Linked DNA regions of Homo sapiens: region 2 is linked to region 1. Evidence: read pairs that join two places in POLR2A ChIA-PET (ENCODE). Cell type or tissue: CD4-positive, alpha-beta T cell. All regions are shown on one strand. Links, peaks and the distances in the headings refer to the core of each region. The heading gives the core; the rest is flanking DNA. Region 1 has its middle 6.7 kb from the start of GATB. Region 2 overlaps LOC127898557 (a long non-coding RNA gene).

Region 1 (9,064 bases), core at 2,903-6,902:
AGTTAAGGGACAGGAGCACAAGTCAAATTTTTTGTGGTAGGTCCTCTACTAAAGGGTTCGTGAAAACATGGCTTTTTCTCCTTTGTTGCTTGATAAAATCTCTTCCCTCTGTTTTCTCTTCCCTCCCTTGCTCTTTTTTTTTTCTTTTTTCTAGCCTGGGAGTGCCAGCATGGGGGTACACAGCGTGAAGGACAAGGGCCTGGCTGTAGGTTTTTCACTCCAGTGCATTAGGAAGGCGGACAGTAAGGAATAGGCTAGCAGAAAAAGTCTTCAGGCTCTGGCTGCCTTTTTTGATTTGTGCATTAATGCTGCAGAGTCGACAGCCTGCCTGAGAGAGGCTGAAGGGACGTGTGTTCTGTATGTCTGGAATTTATTCCTTTGGCTCTGTAAGATGTGACACTGCATAATGGCCACGAAGAAGTAATTTTGATCCTGTGACTATCTTGGCAAAAGTTCCAGAAAGACATATGGACATAATCTTCTGGACATTTGTAGAAGAGCCTTCCCTTGGGGACTGCAGGCTTGCTCTCACTTCCAGTCTTACGGCTCTTACCTTGGCTTTATCCTGTTTTCACTTAAGAGATAAAAGGCTAAAGTGTATTCAACTGAAAAGACAAAAAATATATTAATGTAAGAGTAAGTCATCATTATGACACATATCAATTTCTTACCTCAGGCAGTGTACAAAAGCAGGGCTCTGGATATTAACCCAGCCAGGATTAGAGACAAAAAGGTCTGGACAGCTCTAGATACACACTGGGAAAATATGAATTTTCTCCATGCTGGGATCCAGCATCTTCATCTATAAATTGACAGAGAGGTGACATTTTTAAAAACAAAATCTTCCAGGAACAATGATTTGCCTAAATATTATTCTGCAACAAGTGCTCTGCATCTATGACCCTAAATTTTAGGTATATTTTGAGAAATTATTCATTTCTCATTGGAATAGATTTCGTTTTGTTTTGTTTTGCTTTTTGAGACAAGGTCTTGCTCTATCATTTATGCTGGAGTGCAGTGGCGCATTCTCAGCTCACCGTAACCTCTGCCTTCTGGGCTCAAGTGATTCTCCCACCTCAGCCTCCAGAGTAGCGGAGACCACAGGCCACCACACCCAGCTGATTTTTCAATTTTTTGTAGAGATGGGTTTTGTTAATGTTGCCCAGGCTGGTCTCAAACTCCTGAGCTCAAGTGATCCACCAGCCTCAGGCTCCCAAAGTGTTGGGATTACAGGTGTGAGCCACCACACCTGGCTAGAATAGATTTCCACCTGTACACATCTTTATTATAAAACACTTGACATAACACAATATCCAGCTAATTTCCTCCCAAGTTTCTGTGTATAACTTGGGAAGTAATCACTTGTTAAATCTGAATTTCATCTAAGCCCTTCGATTTACCTTGATCCTTCTTTTTTTCCTTGAAGAGTCTAATAGGGTAACAGAAAAAAAACTCAGAAAATACCAAAGCCCAGGTGCTGGTCTATGAACACTGACTGTGTCCTGCCCCTAAAGTTTCCCTTTAAAGCTAGCTCCCTGAAGAATGCCAGACAAGAGGTCTGCCAGGAGCCGATCTTTACTCATTTACCAGTGTTTTGTAAATCCTCTTTGAGAAAATTACTGGGAGTCATACTATTGGGAAAAGGAGAAAGAGACTGAAACTGTGAAGATGGAGGTTCCCTGGGGTATGAGGTCCTCTTTACTTAGACCTTAAGCGGTTTTCCCCTAAGGAAGCACTCAGAATCATCTTGCAGTTGGAATGCTAACAAACTGCCTTGACTGATGGTTAGCTTTAAAAGGATAGGTTATTTTTGTTTTGTTGTTTCATTTTGTTTTTATCTCAGCGGTCACCACACTATCAAGATCTAAGCAAATGACTGTTCCATGAACCTTAACCAAGATAAATGAGTAATCAAGAACTCTTTTGCATTTTTACACATATATGGCTATAGATTAGGTTCATTTTGTAGAATCTGGTCATAGGTTCAGAGAACCACAGAAATGGAAAATGCTCAAGAGGTTATCTGTTCTAGCTTCCAGAGCCTCAAAGCTGGTGGACAATAAGTTGCAGGTCAACAGAAAGACTAGCAAACTATTGGTACCTTAGGTGATATTTGGGCCATTGCCAGCACATGAGATACAATGAAATGATGTGTGTTCAGCCCGTCAATGGCATTCATCACATGACTGAAAGCAAGCCAGCTGATAGGTCCCCAGTTTTATCCAACTGGGACACTTTTTTTCTTAGTTCTGGTACAAACAAATCAACCAGAAAGGTCTCTGGTTTTACCTGAGTTAGATATTCTCTTCCCCTAGGACTCGATAAACCATGGCTGGTGTGGGAGGTGGGAAAGTCAGCACAGCTGGGCATGAAACCTGTGTGGTTGCACAGGGACCTGTGCTTAGAAGGGTCTTATGTTTGGCATAATGCTTCTGCCATCTAGATATTCTTAATAATTTTTGAACACGTGATCTTGCATTTTAATTTTGCACTGAATTTCACAAATAACGTAGCCAGCCCTGGCACGGAGTACTAGCTCAGCTTGGCAGTTCTTAACATAGCCATGTGGATGGGTTTTGGTGGGGACGGGAAAATAGTTCCCAGGAGTGGTGGGTAGATGGTGGCCAGCACAGCTGGTATAGCCCTGAGAATTGGAAGGACACTGAATCATGGACGATATGGTTCTTGCCCTCCAAAAATCTCAGTCTGGTAGGATAAATTTTATTTTCAAAAAGTTGTTTCTCCAATCCCCACATATCCAAATGACTATATTATATGTGTATGTATATATATATATATATATATATATATATATACACATATACATATATATATACACACACACATATATATATATATATATTCTTTCTACCAAGGAAGTGATTCAAGGAAGAAATTTATTTCTGTCTCTATCTTAATTGACAAAGATTAAATGTCTGTATATATATTATATATATATATATAGAGAGAGAGAGAGAGAGTGAATGGGAATATCCAACTACCATAGAAAAGTGATAAATAGGAAAAGAAAATATAGGGAGAACATCCACCTTTGCTCTCAACATCACAAAGACTAGCTTTACCAAGTGCAAGCCAGTCTATGATTACAGATAGTATTAAGAGTCTCTTGTACAACAAGAGGGACCCCACTCTAGTGCCAGGACTTAATATTACAAACTGCTACAAATAGTCTTTCTACCAAGGTCCATAAAGAATAGGACAACGTAAGCCCTGGAAGGGTGCCCGTAGCCTTGCAAGGACTCAATGAATAGAGTACAAAAAAGAAAAGAAAGTTAAATGACAAAGAAATGGAAGGAATGCAAGGGAAGGAAGGAGGGAAGTTGACCAGTTAAGTTTTTCAAGGTACCAGCAGGTTATCTGGGAAGATAAAGGGTAAGCCATATTTAGAGCAATAAATTTTATGAAATGTTAATTGGGTTTACTCTCAGAACTCCCCTTTTCATTATTATGTTTAATACCAAACACTAAAAAATTAATCAGGAAATTCCATCTGGCCAACAATTTCAGTTTATGAAATTTCTTTTGCTTCAGATTAAAAGCAATCTTCTGAGTGAACTGAGTATTCCAAGACAGCCCCTAACATCCCCAAACAAAGACTCAAGAGTATCATTTTCTTTTATATTGTAACATCTTTGAGTCACTTGCAATCTATAAATAAACTTGCATTTTACAGAAATCCCTCTACAAAAAAGCAGCAGCATGCTGGAATCCAATGCACAAGACTATTTTTAAAAGTGTTTTGATTTTTAAAAAATTAATTATAGGCCCTAGATAACACAAGTTATAACTTGGCTTACCACAAGTTTAATGTTTCTTAACAACACTTTGAAACAATCCTTCTACATCTGTGCTTTAAGTGCGAGTTTGGTACAAGTGCAATCTTTAATGTTAATTGAAGTTTTTCTTGATTATGGCTGTCCTGTTCTATAATGAGGAAAATGGAACCAGTAATATTGTGAAATCAGTAATATCCTGAAATCAGCAATTAGTGTTGTTTATCTTTACAAAAAAAAACATGTTGCTGCTATTTTTAGATGTCTTGGGTTTCCCTAGGTGTAACTCAAGAAGTTATATGACACCAAAATGAATCTTTCAAACAAAAGCCCTCTCTTTAAAAGCATATAAAAGAGAAAAGCGAGGAAATGTGGGGGCAGTGTTTTCTTCCTAGAAGCCATGTGCAACTGTAAATCTATGAAACAGGAACATTATGAATAATAAAAACTTTGGACCTAGATATATTTGTTCAACTGAATTTGTTAGTTGATTTAGATCAAGAGAAGAGTTCATGACATAGATCAGATTTATGTGAAACCACGTGCTTGAGAAGCATTATGGTCTTTACCTTATACAAAAAGGCATAGATAGTATAATATAGAAGTAACACTTGGAAATTTTAGGTCTCAGAAACTAAATGATAACTTCTCTTTCAAGAGTATGTTGTTTAAAAGTACAGGAAGAGAGGAAGTGATTCAAGGAAGAAATTTATTTCTGTCTCTATCTTAATTGACAAAGATTCAATGTCTAGGTCCTATAGGTTTTTGCTCTAGTAAAAAAGTCTTTGGTTGATTTTCTCCTAAGAATTCCTTTGGAGAGAAGTGGACATTAGCTACAGTAACCGGAGACAGAACAAGACCTCAGATACATGACTCTTGTAACAGAAACTAATTGATTTTCTGTAATTGGGCCTGTCTGGCCACATTGTATTTCAGACAGAGTGAAAATTACCATTTCTGTGCTCGCTGTTTCTTGACAATTGAAAATGAGTAACAGCATTTTTTAAAAGAAAAAAGAGTAAACACAAGATTTGATTAAATGGTGGCATAGAATTCCAACCCAAAACACATACTCAATTTTATTTTTCAAGTTCATGGACAACTTCTGTTAACTTACACAGTGAGAACCACAGTTCATCTGATCCACTGTACAATAAAACCAATGCAAAAGGATATTATCACTTTGAAATAAGTGATACCTTATATCTCTGTGGGCTAAAGAGAACACAAGGGCTTCAGGATAAGCCTAGTAGAAGTTTCTAGAAAGAGTTAATAAACAATGTAGGCCAGTTGCAAAATATTCTTGATCTTCCTTGGAGAAGTAATCAGAATTGCTATAAGAGGGATGGTTACAGAGCAGCTAATATCCTCTAGTCATAGATCCCAAGAAAAAGGCCTCAGGTACCTAAGATGATGGCTGGCCTAGGGTAGGGGTCCCCAACCCCTGGACCATCGAACAACACTTGTCTGTAGTGTGTTAGGAACTGGGCCACACAGCAGGAGGTGAGCGGCAGGTGAGCAAGAGAAGCTTCATCTGTATTTACAGCCACTCCCCATCACTCACAATACCACCTGAGCTGTGCCTCCTGTTGGACCAGCAGCGGCATTACATTCTCATAGGAGCACAAACCCTACTGTGAACTGCACGCACAAGGGATCTAGGTTGCATGCCCCTTATGAGAATCTAATGCCTAATGATCTGTCACCATCTCCCATCACCCCCAGATGGGATTGTCTAGCTATAGAAAAACAAGCTCAGGGCTTCCACTGATTCTACCTTATGGTGAGTTGTATAATTATTTCTTTACATATTACAATGTAATAATAATAATAATAGAAATACAGTAGACAATAAATGTAATGCACTTGAATCATCCCAAAACCATTCCCCCACAACCCCACCCCCGAGTCCTTGGAAAAATTGTCTTCCACGAAACTGGTCCCTTGTGCCAAAAAGGTTGGGGACCACTAGAGAACTAAGCAAGGCAAATGTTTTCTTTCCTAAACTCAAGATTTTTCATTTTGACATTTGCTAAAGACACTAAATTCTAAGAGATTGTGAAATGTCAAACTGCCCTCATAAACGATGAGAACATTTCATGAGATTGTGTATTTCAATGCAATAAGTAGAAGATAATGCATTTATTTAATAAACCCATGTAAAATGTTAAAATTCATCGTTCTCTGAAGTACTACAAAATGTTTCCCAAAGATATCATACCAGTATGCTACGGCAGCCAAAAGAAAGATAACAGCTATAGGGAATAAACACAAATAGAATATTGGGCTAGACAGGCTCCTGTTTGCTAGAGAGGCATTTTACGTATTCTTACTTTCTTTTGCCTTTTGAAAAACACAGTATCCAGTCCCATTCTTAACACCATTTATCTTCATTCTTACTATACGTGAGGGGATGAAAATGCCTTTTAGTAGCCAAGCTGATGTAAGTGTGGAATTCACATCAACTGAAATCACTGCTAGGCCAAGTCATCAAAATCTTATTGTTGAATTAGAATCTAGACTCAGACTCCAAGGAGACATGAATAATGTGTGTGCTGGTCTTTCCCTAACTAGTATTAATGAATCCCTGGGAATTCTCTCTCTCTCTCTCTCTCTCTCTCTCTCTCTCTCTGCATTTATCTCCGTGGTTGTTTCATCTGATTGTTGCTTGATTTTAATTCAATCTGGCACTTCTTCATGGAGCACTAAATTTCTTCTCAACGGCTATACATTAAACTGTGGTGAGCCCTGAAGGCTCTACCACCAACATGAGTTCAGCCTTTATTGCTTTGTGCAGTCCATCCATTCTTGGTTCAAGGGTGGCCTAGATACAGAGATACCAGTTCAGATACGCATAGGTAATGACACCAATTACAGGGCAGGATGTGTAAGATAAGCTCTTCCATTCTCTTCTGTACCATGCTGATGGACTCTGATACATCTTCCCTTCAATTATCAAGTAGGAGTTCATTCGCTGAAAGGTCTCATCAAAGTCCACGTGTCTTGGTGGTGGAGTTCTTTAATGCCACACTTTTCAACATCTTTAGGCTTAAAATCAGGAGAACCATCTGACATACAAAAACATCATCTGTTTTGAAACCTAAACGTTTCTATTATTGGAGCTCCTGAATTAAGCTACTGCTTAGAAGTGTGTGTTTGGTGATGTGTGTGTGTGTGTACAAGCTCTCTAACTTTGAAGGCCAAATATCGAATTCCAAAACACAAAAGAGAGAATTTCTTGGTGCATAGAGGGATATGACCACATGCAAAAACACAGTTTACAGAAACATGGAGTTTAACGTGTTCTACCACCCATTACTTACAAATCAGGAGTATCTTCTTTCAAGTACGTCATGAAGCAAAGGATGTATGGAAGTGGAGCTTCTTTCTTACACATCATTCTTGTTGGCTCTGAGGGAGTAGCCAGATTTCTAGAAATTTCTAGAAAAAGCCCGGGGAAAGAGCAAACCATCCAAACCATCCCCTGAGATTAGATAGAAGAAGGGAGACCATAGAGAGCTTCCAGTTTATGGTCCAGGCATAATAGCAACAATGTGCTGGCCTCATCTTCCCCATATGGCCCTTCATCTCTCAAGGACATTGAACAGGGTGTTCTATTTCCTTGCACTGGAAAGGAAAAAGGAGTCATAGATTTCTTTGCTGCAAAGCAATCTTCTAGAGAAAGCAATTATTCCCTCTGCATCAGTATTTTATCAGAATCAAGACTTTAATGGTAAAATAAAAGGAAATGAATCCTGTTTTCCCAATTGCTCAGCATGCATGTATTCCCAGTCTTTCTTTTTTCCCCTAATGACACCTAACTGGATTTTAAAATGTAGTTTTTCTAAGAAGGAACTTCATGTTTTCAGAATGCTTTCTCAAAAACAGGAGCTCTTCTAGTTACAACATAAATGATGCTATTAATTTCTGTTATATGTACATTATCTTATGTGGGTTTTGTTGTTACTGCTGTGGTTTCTTTCTCTTTTTTTAAGAGAATATCTACTGACCTAGCCATCTTCCGTCTCTACCATGTGGCATAAAGTTTCAAGACAGCAGGCTGAGTTCCATAGCCATAGAACACATAGAAACTCACAGCCAAGAAAGACAGGGATCAAGCTCACAACTGTGCTAAGAAATACTAAGATAACCATCTGCTTCCAGCTCTGTTAGACTACAAGGGGCATTTTGTTGATTAGCCTGCTAAATGCTTTTAAAGCATTGACTTTGTTTCCACAGGACAAAAGTAGTTAATCAAAGACTACATTAGTTAATGCAATTTTAACTGGAAAGATGTATACAAATAGATTTCGACATACATTGCCAGGATAGTGGAAACTGTCTCTTTTTCACTTTACTTGCAATTTTAATGTTTCTATTGAAATTATTTATTTCATTTAAAAAGTGGAAACTTAGAACCACCTGTATTACCCCCTCACATTGCACCCACATTGCTGAAGAAGCTATCTATCCTAGGACATTGGGTATTCATGTTATTTCCCCCATCGTGAACTAGTGAAAGGGAATGATTACAATTAAGCACAACTTAGATTTGAGAGAAAAAGTAATCTGTGTTCAGAAATCAATGTGGTTTTATTCATAGTTTTGAGTCAAATGCAGAGGTGAGCCAGTTCATTCCAACTCTGACATTCAAAGACCCACTGAAGAGCACTAAACAAAACCAAGCATGTTATTTTGACACATCTAACTACTGCCATTTATAAGTAACGACTCGAAATTCTGCTCTGCTTTACATAGCTTTTTAAAAACCTGTTCTAAATCTATTTGTACTGTGTATCAATTATATGGATAAAATAAGAGCCGAGAGGCTCTCCCTAAGAAAAATGTTGTTTTTGCTAGAAACTCTGCCCAGCTACCTTCTGAGTTCCTTGAAAATGAAAATCTCTGTGTCTCCCAGATGACAGCCACCTTGTCGGTGCAACCAAAATAGCTCTCGCAGCTGGAGAGCTGTCTATCAGCAATAGTTCTGACAGATATCAGATTTGGCATGCAGCAGGAAGGCTAGAAATGGTCCCACAGAAGGCGGTTTGGTGGGAGTATGACCAGCTAAGGAGCAAGGCAGGGGGAGCACTCAGAAAACAGTGCTCCTGTTTTCACAAGGAAAACTACAGGCATTTCGGGAAATGACAAATAGTCTTGAGGGAGAGGACAGCCAAAGAGATGGTTATTGACAAGTCTCTATTTCCACGATTAGTTCTATAGGATTTTTGAAAGGGCAATGATTAGATAGAGACAAGATGCAGGAAACT
Region 2 (9,064 bases), core at 3,023-7,022, 98 kb before region 1:
TCCGCACTCCTTTATACCCCCAGTTCCTCTGCATTTTAGAAGAGGATCCTTGCGGTAAAGAATGAAGAAACAAAGACATAAAGAAATGAAGGTTAAAATCTCATAGCTTCAGGAGAGCAGTGATTTTGGGTACAGCCTAGAGAAGGGTCAGGTAGCTTTCTGCACTCCCCAAGTTGCCAGAAGACAGTACCTCCCTATCTGTCTTTTGGCTTTTCTTTGAATATTTTAATGATTGGGATCAATAAAAGGGGGAAAGGAGCATGGCCTACTTTGGTATGAAATTTCCGTAATCTAAACGTCAATGTTAAGAGAATGATTAAATAGTATGCATCCACTAAAGGAATAAGGTAGATCCACATGTACTGACATGGAAAACTCCCCCCCAAAAAAGCAAGTAACTGAATAATGTATCTAGTACAGTAGGATCTCATTCACACACACACACACACACACACACTCACACACACACACGTATAAGCCACGTCTATATGTTACATATGTGATAATACATAAAATAGGTCAGGATGGATTCACCCCAAACTATCAGCAGTGGTCATGGATGGGGAGGGGAATGAGATTATAGGACTAAGGATTAAAGGGAATTTTTCTTGTTTATTCTATATACTGCTGTATTGTTTGAATTTGGGCTTATAAGGAACATGCATTGATTTTGTAATTTTTTTACAAAAACAACAAGATATTTCTCTTCCTAATAGAATTCATGTTGAGAATCAAGGAAAATATTTTGCACATCTTTCTGTGGCACCTGGCTAAACACATACACATACACAGTTACCTGACTAATGATCTTGCTTTAAGATTGTTTTTTCAAGGAGCTGGGAGGAGGGTAATCACAGAAATTGTACCTTCACTAGGAAAATGCTGTCAGATTTTAATCAAATATGTGCAGAAAATGCCAACTGTGGGGTGTGTGTATATATTTCTTCCTTACATTGAATGCAAGTGAAGATTCTGATTGATGGCCCTCAGGTGTGTGCCCATCCATCCTGCTGCCTACACCACTACAGATGGAGTGGACCTCCATCTCTACCTCTCCCTGTGATGGCTTCTCCAGGCTGAGTCTCCAGGCATCTGCTTTTCTGGGATGGATATTTGGCCTAAGCTATGGCAGGGCCAGAATCTCCTGTTTCCTGTCTCCTGCCAGGCTTAATCAGGTAGATACCCATGATTTCTCTGCTTCCAGCTTTCCTTCTAAGAGGAGAGAACACATGGCTCTCTAGGCTACAATAGGGTCAGGCTGCTCAACCCCAATGTGACATAATTTCTAAAAACGTCTATGTTTCCTTCCTGACAACCCTATAGAAGCTACCTATTGTTTCTCCTTAGGGCTCTGGGTAGCCACTGCCTGGAAACATGAGTGTCTATTGGTAGAACCTTGCCCAGGGCAGTTAGGAACCCAAGAATAAGAATCATTGCAATGAGATATCCAAAAAAGGTAGAGGGAAAGTTTTGCTCTGGCTGTAGGCAATCACAGCCTGAATTAGGGATGAATTATTTATGGAGATTTGACAAACAATGATAGAACCAACTAAAAATTGGTCTGCTTTGTATTATCATTATGCAACTGGCAATTCCAAGCAATTTCAAAGAAAAAATACTCATCCCTGTTTAGGTAGGCCACTGTCAAGTCCCACCCCTTCCCTGTTCAGCAATGCCCAGGAGCCTCGTAGCATAGCCAGGTCAAGAACCTAATGTAAATGACGAGTTAAGGGGTGCAGCACACCAACATGGCACATGTATACATATATAACAAACCTGCACGTTGTGCACATGTACCCTAGAACTTAAAGTATAATAATTAAAAAAAAAAAAAGAATGTGCGGTCTGGGATGGATGCGGTGGCTCATGCCTGTAATCCCAGCACCTTGGGTGGCCGAGAGGGGTGGATCACTTGAGGTCAGGGAGAGGGGTGGATCACTTGAGGTCAGGAGTTTGAGCCCAGCCTGGCCAACATGGTGAAACCCCATCTCTATTAAACATACAAAAAGTAGCTGGGCATGGTAGAACACACCTGTAGTACCAGCTATTTGAGAGGCTGAGGCAGGAGAATCGCTTGAACCTGAGAGGTCGAGGTTAGAGTGAGCCGAGATGATGCCACTGCACTCCAACCTGGGTGACAGAGCAAGACTCCATCTCAAACAAACAAACAAAAAGAATGTGAGGTCTGAAGTTAGACACCCTGGTTAGAATCCTAAGCCTATCACTTATTATCTCTTTGAGTTTGGCAAGTTACTTAACATCTCTGAGCCTCAGCGTCTTCTACCATCAAATGTTAATAAAATATCTCACAGGTTCATTGTGAAGACATAATAAAGGAAACTACGTAAAAAACTTTGGTAAACTGTTAAGTGATATAAAATGTTATATAATTTGTAGTTAAAATTAGGTTTGAACTTAATATGGCTAACATTTTCACTCTTCTGTGCTTTTACACATGTTGTACCCTCTAACTGTTAAGTTCTCATCCTCTTTATCTATATAATCTGTATTGTCCCGATGTCCCCAGCCTGCCATTTCAAAATGAGGCCACACTTCCTTTTTAAACCAAAATTGAGTTGGCCAAAGCCCCTACATCACCAGGTAGTGTATAAGATCTGTCTTTACCTGGATTTTCCCTCCCAGGGATCCCAAAGAATCACCTTCACTAACTCATAAATCAGTTCCCCTTGCCACTTACCTACTGTCACCCTCCAGGAGCTCAGACACCCTCCAGGCTAGACTCTGCCACCATAGGTTATGGTCAGCCTCCGGGCCCTGTGGCCAAGTGAAGTGCTGCTGAGGGCCTTGTTGGAGCACAGGTGATCCACACAGATGCTGCTTCCTTCAACCTGAATGAGCATGAGCAACCTGCCTGAGCAAGAGCCAGCAAAATGGCCTGGGCTCCAGGGGCACAGTTCTGAGCATTCCCTCTTCTAGGTGACATTCACTATCATTCCCCGAGGCTACCTCATGGTACCAGGTGACTAAGCCAGAGGGGCTCAAGCATCATTTCCTTCCCCAATCTAGGCCAAGTGGCTGAGTCCAGGTTATTCATCCACATCCCCTCCCTTATGTGGAATGCACTACCCAGCTCCATCTGTGCAACATTTGAAAGTGACCCCATTCCCTGAAATAATCCCCTATTGCACACTGCCTGTTATTTTACCTGAATGAATAAAAACCTGATCCACCTCTGACATGATTTGGGTGCAGCACTTAGGCCAGGTTTAATCAGGTTGATGCCCACAATGCCAAGCCCCTGGGCAGTTCCATTGCCAACACTCCTGGGACATCCCTGGTGGCTTGATCAGGAATCTGGCAAAGCCTTAGGGCATTAGCAGGCCCCTACTTCTCCTCACACTGTGCAGCCACTCACTGAAGCAAAGGAAATTGGACTCTGGCTCAGCCAACAATGAACTATGAGAGGATGAGGAGTCAGATCGTGTCCTTTTGAACTATCTTAGGCTGTTTTGTTTCTCCAAATGGGTATTCTTTATAGCTAGACTTAAGAAAGAAAACCTTCCTTGACCACTGTTAGAGGCTGAATTGTGTCCACTCCCAAAATTCATATGTGAAGTCTCAACCCTCCGTACACCTGAAAGTGACTGTATTTGGAGATAGGGTCTTTAAAGAGGTAATTAATATTAAATGAGTTCATTGGGCTGGGCCGTCATCCAATACATCTGGTGTTCCTTTAAGAAGAGGGAGTTTGGACATAGACAGGTACAGAGGAGTGACCATGAGAAGAGGCAGAGAGAAGACGGTCACCCAGAAGCCAAGGAGAGAGCCCTGGAACAGATGTTTCCCTCACAGCCCCCAGAAGAAACCAACCCTGCCAACGCTTTGATCTCAGGCTCTAGTCTTCAGAACTGTGAGAAAAGAAATTCCTGTTATTTAAACCACCCAATCTGTGGTATTTTGTTACAACAGCCTTATCAAACTAACGCAACCACTTAGTGGGGGAGAAAGAAGAACTCCATGAATCAGGCAAGCTTGGGGCCTGAGGCCCTCTTCTGGTCCACTGCTTCCCCATCTGGGTGGCCACAGTGCTCGCCAAGGTTACCCCAGGCTGCAGCTCTGCATTTGATTCCCCCAAACACTCATAGTCTTAGCTCCTCATTTTTAACAATAGGTCTTCCTTGCAGCCACAGGAATTTGAAGCAAGACCGAAGTGCAGCAGATTGGAGAGTGGGGTCGTGGTTTGTTAGCAAGGCAGTGGAAGTGGTCACGATCCTTCAATGACTGTTAAACCTTCATCCGAGTCTGACTCCCATGAACGAACTACTCAGGCAGATGCAAACAACCAACCAGCCTTAGAGACAAACGGACCAGCGAGGAGAGGAGAGTTGTGTGGAGACTGGAGAATGTGTGTTGCCAGCCTGTTTCTAAAAATGGAATAGAAGAATGGTGAGTATCCTTGAGGCAGAGAGAAAGAAAGAAGCTCTCCCATGAATGCTGCTGTAAGGGAAGAGGCATCTGCAACTTGCCTTTCTAACCTACCCAGACTTGTGTTTTACAACTGGCCTGATACTTGTACAGGTAACTGGCCAAGAGAAAAAGTGATCATTTGGGTCTGGTGCTTCTTCCATGTTTTTTTTTTTTTTTCTTAAAAGAAACATTATAAAGCTGAATGTCTGAAATGATTTTGGATTCACACCTACTGTCTATGGAACAGCTTGAAGCTGACTAGTTTAGCTCATTGAAACACTCGGATCCGCTCAGACTCTGCCCACACACAAGAGCTTGGCACTAGCCAGGCTCCAAGAGATCTGGTTCTTGCAAACAGCTCCTTTTGCTTTCTCTCCTTCTGTCAGATTGGGCTGCTCCTTGCTGTCTTTTTCTGGGTCTTGAGGGCAGCTCTTTCCATCCCTGTCCAAGCCCCTCACTTCCAGCTTCCAGGATATGCCAAAATTGACCACTCTACCTCCCTAGGCTAGTCCATAGTGCCACACTCCTATTCTCTCTCCTCCCCTTGATTAAACTTGTATTTCCACACATCTGAACAGGCTGCTGCACAAGCTTCCTTCTCACTCACTTGCTTCCCACCAGCTCTTGTTCTGCTTCCTCTTCTCTCTCCCATAACCAATTCACTCAGACAGAATGGATCTTATGTAACACGCCTCCCTGTCACTTCCCCAAAAGGTGGCTTCCAAGCCCTGGTTGAGGCAGAGACATCTGCATTTCCACTTGCAGAAACAAACACCATGTGGGGCTCCCTGGCACCTCTCCAGGGCTGTGAGATCAGGCACACGCTGAAAGAAGTGCTATCCTGCTTACAACCCACAGTCCCTCCCTGGGCTACCTGGTCACAGATTACACGAGCAATTGTCACATAATCGTCCTGTAATGTCTTCCCAGAGATTTCAACTAGCTCCAAATTGTTTTGGCTAATAAAAACTAAGGAGATTTGCAGGAAACTCCAGATGCATTCAAACACTTGGGGGGATTGAGCAGCCTGAAGGCAGATGAAACTTAACTCAAATAAACATAAGGTAATGTGCATTGGCAAAAGTAATCTAAGATGTGAGTGTATATCTGTGCACTCCAAATTTGCAGCCGCCTCTGAGGAAGGAAATCTGGGAATAGCTCACAATGGATGAAGTGGGCAGAACAGCCAAGGCTGTCCCAGAGTAACTACTCCTTGACAAGGAAAATCGGATCTCATTTTGTACAGACCCCATCAGTGGTCCAAACTGGACTGTGTTGCTTGGTTCTGCTACAGATTCCATAGTGTCACTCTTACTTTCAGTTGTGGGAAGACAACAAGAAGTGGTTTCCAGGTGCTAGCCTCTGAGGCCAGGAGGCTATGCGGTGTTCCTGGTGGGGTAAGTTGAAGTACATGTCTGTGTTTGTCCATTTTTACCATTGATCGCCAAATCCTGGAAGGTGCCGAGTTATCTGCACCTGCTGATTAACCCCCAGGGCCGTGTTTAGATGAAGGACCAGCTTCCAAATTACAGTACCCCCTGACTTCAGACAACTCTCTAATTTGCTACATAAAAATTACTGAAAAGCCGTGTTTTGGTGTGCCATAAAGGGAGTTTAGTTCTTGGACTGGGGGAATATACACACACATACATATAAACACATGTAATAAATATATACATATATGTGTGCCTGCACACAAACACACACATACATCTGCTAATTGTGATTTCTATGGGTATGACCCTGCGTGGTCCAAGAAACCCAGTAGACAGGTAAGTGACTTTACCGGCACTTGAGAAGTACCGCTGTTTGCAGGGCCGGAGGAGGTCGGCACAGGCCTGCCAATCATGCCTTGTTCAGCCAAACCTCTCTCCTCCAAACCTCTGAGAGATAGGGGCAGATGACCACCAGCCCCATATCTTCAGCCTCCTCAGAAAGGTGCTGATACCTGCAAACAGGAGGGGGAGCAATGGCCTATCACTTCCCTCTTGCTGCAGCACCAGGAGCTGAATAGTCTCAAGTCAGCTTGGCTTACCTCCCTTCTCCCACAGTAACCATGCACAGAAAAGGTGCGATAGCACTGAGGGAGGCTGTGGATTGGGAGGAGAGGTGGGGTCTGGAATATTCTCCCTTCTAGAAAGTAGCAAAAGAGTTCCAGTGCCTGGCAGTCCAAAGGCCCCTCGTGGCATAGAGGAGAAAGGGAGACATGGCCACAGCCCCAGCACCAGGAACTGGGCAGGTCCATTTGGCCCACCCATTGCACATGGCTCTATGTCATCATTATCCAGCTGATCATACAAAAGTCCCACCTGGCACGTGGGAGCAGTTCACAGGGTCAATGTATAATGTGCAGAGCTTCCAGGTGTGTGAGAGCCAGTCACTGAGAGCTTTGGGCTTCTTCCTCGGTCCCCAAGAACTGAAGCCATTGCTCCTCTTCCTCAGTCAGCACCAGTGCTTCCTGGGGGCTATATCCTCAGGCCTGCTGGTAAGCAAAAGCCTCCTCAATTTCTCTGGTACCATGATGCCACTGAAACAAGCATACCACCCCATTTGAGGACTTTAGGAGTCTTTTATTTTTAATAATATAGGGAATGGATTCATTTTGTTTATGCATCAAATATTTTTCTTCTGCTCCATACAAAACACTACACTAAGTGTAGAAGACAGTATAGATTTAGCAGCCAACTGGAAAAGAGAAACTGTACACAATTTGCAATGTCCGTAAGAGCAACAAAGCAAATAAAATGCTCTGAAGAGCAATTTGTCTTGGGACTAACAAAACAAAAATTTACCTGTGAAGTTCTAATAAAGAGGACACCAAGCAATGTCATAAATGAGGAATTGATCAGTTCTCATATTTTGCTGTGATCACTGGAGAATCTGCTTCTAAAGTTCTGAAATAGGGCTTGAGATTTTGCATGTTTCTTTTTTTTTTTTTTTTTTTTTTTTTTTTGAGACTGAGTTTCGCTCTTGTTGCTGAGACTGCAGTGCAGTGGTACAGTCTCGGCTCACTGCAACCTCCACCTCCCGGGTTCAGGTGATTCTCCTGCCTCAGCTTCCAACATAGCTGGAACTACAGGCGCCCGCCACCATGCCCAGCTAATTTTTTTGTATTTTTATTAGAGACGAGGTTTCATCATGTTGGCCAGGCTAATCTCAAACTCCTGACCTCAGGTGATTCATTGCCTTGGCCTCCCAAAGTGCTGGGATTACAGGGATGAGCCACTGTGCTCAGCGATTTTGCATGTTTCACAAGCTCCTCGGTGTTGGTGATGCTGCGATGCTACTGGTTGTGAGACACACTTGAGTAGCAAGGCTCTAGACCAAGTGATATTTCGCTAGGCTGTCTTATACAAACTCTTAGTACTGGTCAGTGGTGTAATTATACTGGGCAGGCTGGCCAAGGTAGCTCACACCTATAATGCCAGCACTTTCAGAGGCTGAGTCAGGAGGATTGCTTGAGGCCAGAAGTTCGAGACCAGCCTGGACAACATATTGAGACTCCATCTCCACAAAATAAAAATAAAAATTAGCTGGGCGTGGTGGTGCCTGCCTGTAGTCCTAGATACTTGGGAGGCTGAGATGAGAGGATCAATTGAGCCCAGGATTTCAAGGCTGCAGTGACCTATGATCAAGCCACTGCACTCCAGCCTGGGTGACAGAGCAAGCCTCTGTCTCTGAATAATAATAATACGGGGCATTAGCACTCAACTCCAGCAATGGATTGGAGGCTACTATGACACCCAAGTAATCAGCTCCCTACCAACCTGGTTGTACCCAGAAGAAGGTTCAGAATACTTAGAAGAATGGTAGAGTGAATAAGTTTTAAAACTCTTCCTAAATATCATTTTTCCCAGTCTAACTTCTTTATTCTTAGCTGGCTATGAACCCAAGATGGTCCTCCCCAACAAATAACTGGAGAGCTGCCAGGGCACCCTGGGAACATAGGCCAGGGGCAGACCTCAATCTCCTAGGAAGCCGAGGGACCTGGAAGGGATTGGCCTCAATTCACAATGAGAAGGATATGGGTAGGATGAGGAGGGAAGAAAGGAGTTTCCAGGTCCTTCATATAAGCCACTAACGCAGGAAGAAAACCATAGAGTGCTTAGAAGACACTGTTTGCAAGGAACACGCCCGGGCCCCCTGCCCCCACTGATACGTGTGGCTTGCTCCCTCACTCCCTCACCCTTTGAGTTCTCTGCTCAGATGTCCCCTCCTCGGACCACCCCATCTAAAACAGCCTCCTCCTGCCCCCGCCGGGACTCACTAGCCCCTTATCCTGCTTCACCACAATTATCACTACCAGAGCTCCAAACAGGTAGTTGAAGGAAATAAAATTATAAGTGGAGGACACAACAAAGGCAAAACCCTGGGGCAGGAACACACTGCTGGAGCACAATCCATGAGGGCGAGAGTGTACAAAAATGCTGTCAGAGAGGACACTCAGGACCACGAGGTAAGGCTTTGGATTCTGCATCAATCAGCTCTTGCTGCATGGCAACGACAGATGTTCAGTGGCACACAGCAGCAAGCGTCTCACTGCACATCATCGGCTCAGCCCGGACAGGCCTCCTCCACGTGTTTCATTCTGGGACCCAAGATGCAAAAGGCAGGAGCAACTGCTCTTGTTCTTGTC

What was found. ChIA-PET counts read pairs that join two places held together with the same protein. Peaks named below come from ENCODE experiments on the same cell type or tissue, not always from the same donor. Only the 100,000 strongest peaks of a DNase experiment are listed, where the experiment ranks them.
Region 2: POLR2A ChIA-PET joins it to region 1 with 11 read pairs; 1 of 35 experiments calls an interaction of 5 or more read pairs at or near these places.

The regions. Positions count from the first base shown.
Region 1 is chr4:151,763,215-151,772,278 of GRCh38, reverse strand. No RefSeq gene overlaps it. Among named protein-coding and RNA genes, the nearest start is that of GATB, 6.7 kb to the right of the region's middle. In CD4-positive, alpha-beta T cell, for the core only: no CTCF peak of the experiment used is centred there; a DNase peak (open chromatin) is centred at 5,378.
Region 2 is chr4:151,861,603-151,870,666 of GRCh38, reverse strand. The region is part of intron 2 of LOC127898557 (a long non-coding RNA gene); the gene reads right to left. Among named protein-coding and RNA genes, the nearest start is that of LINC03074, 90 kb to the left of the region's middle. In CD4-positive, alpha-beta T cell, for the core only: no CTCF peak of the experiment used is centred there; a DNase peak (open chromatin) is centred at 5,126.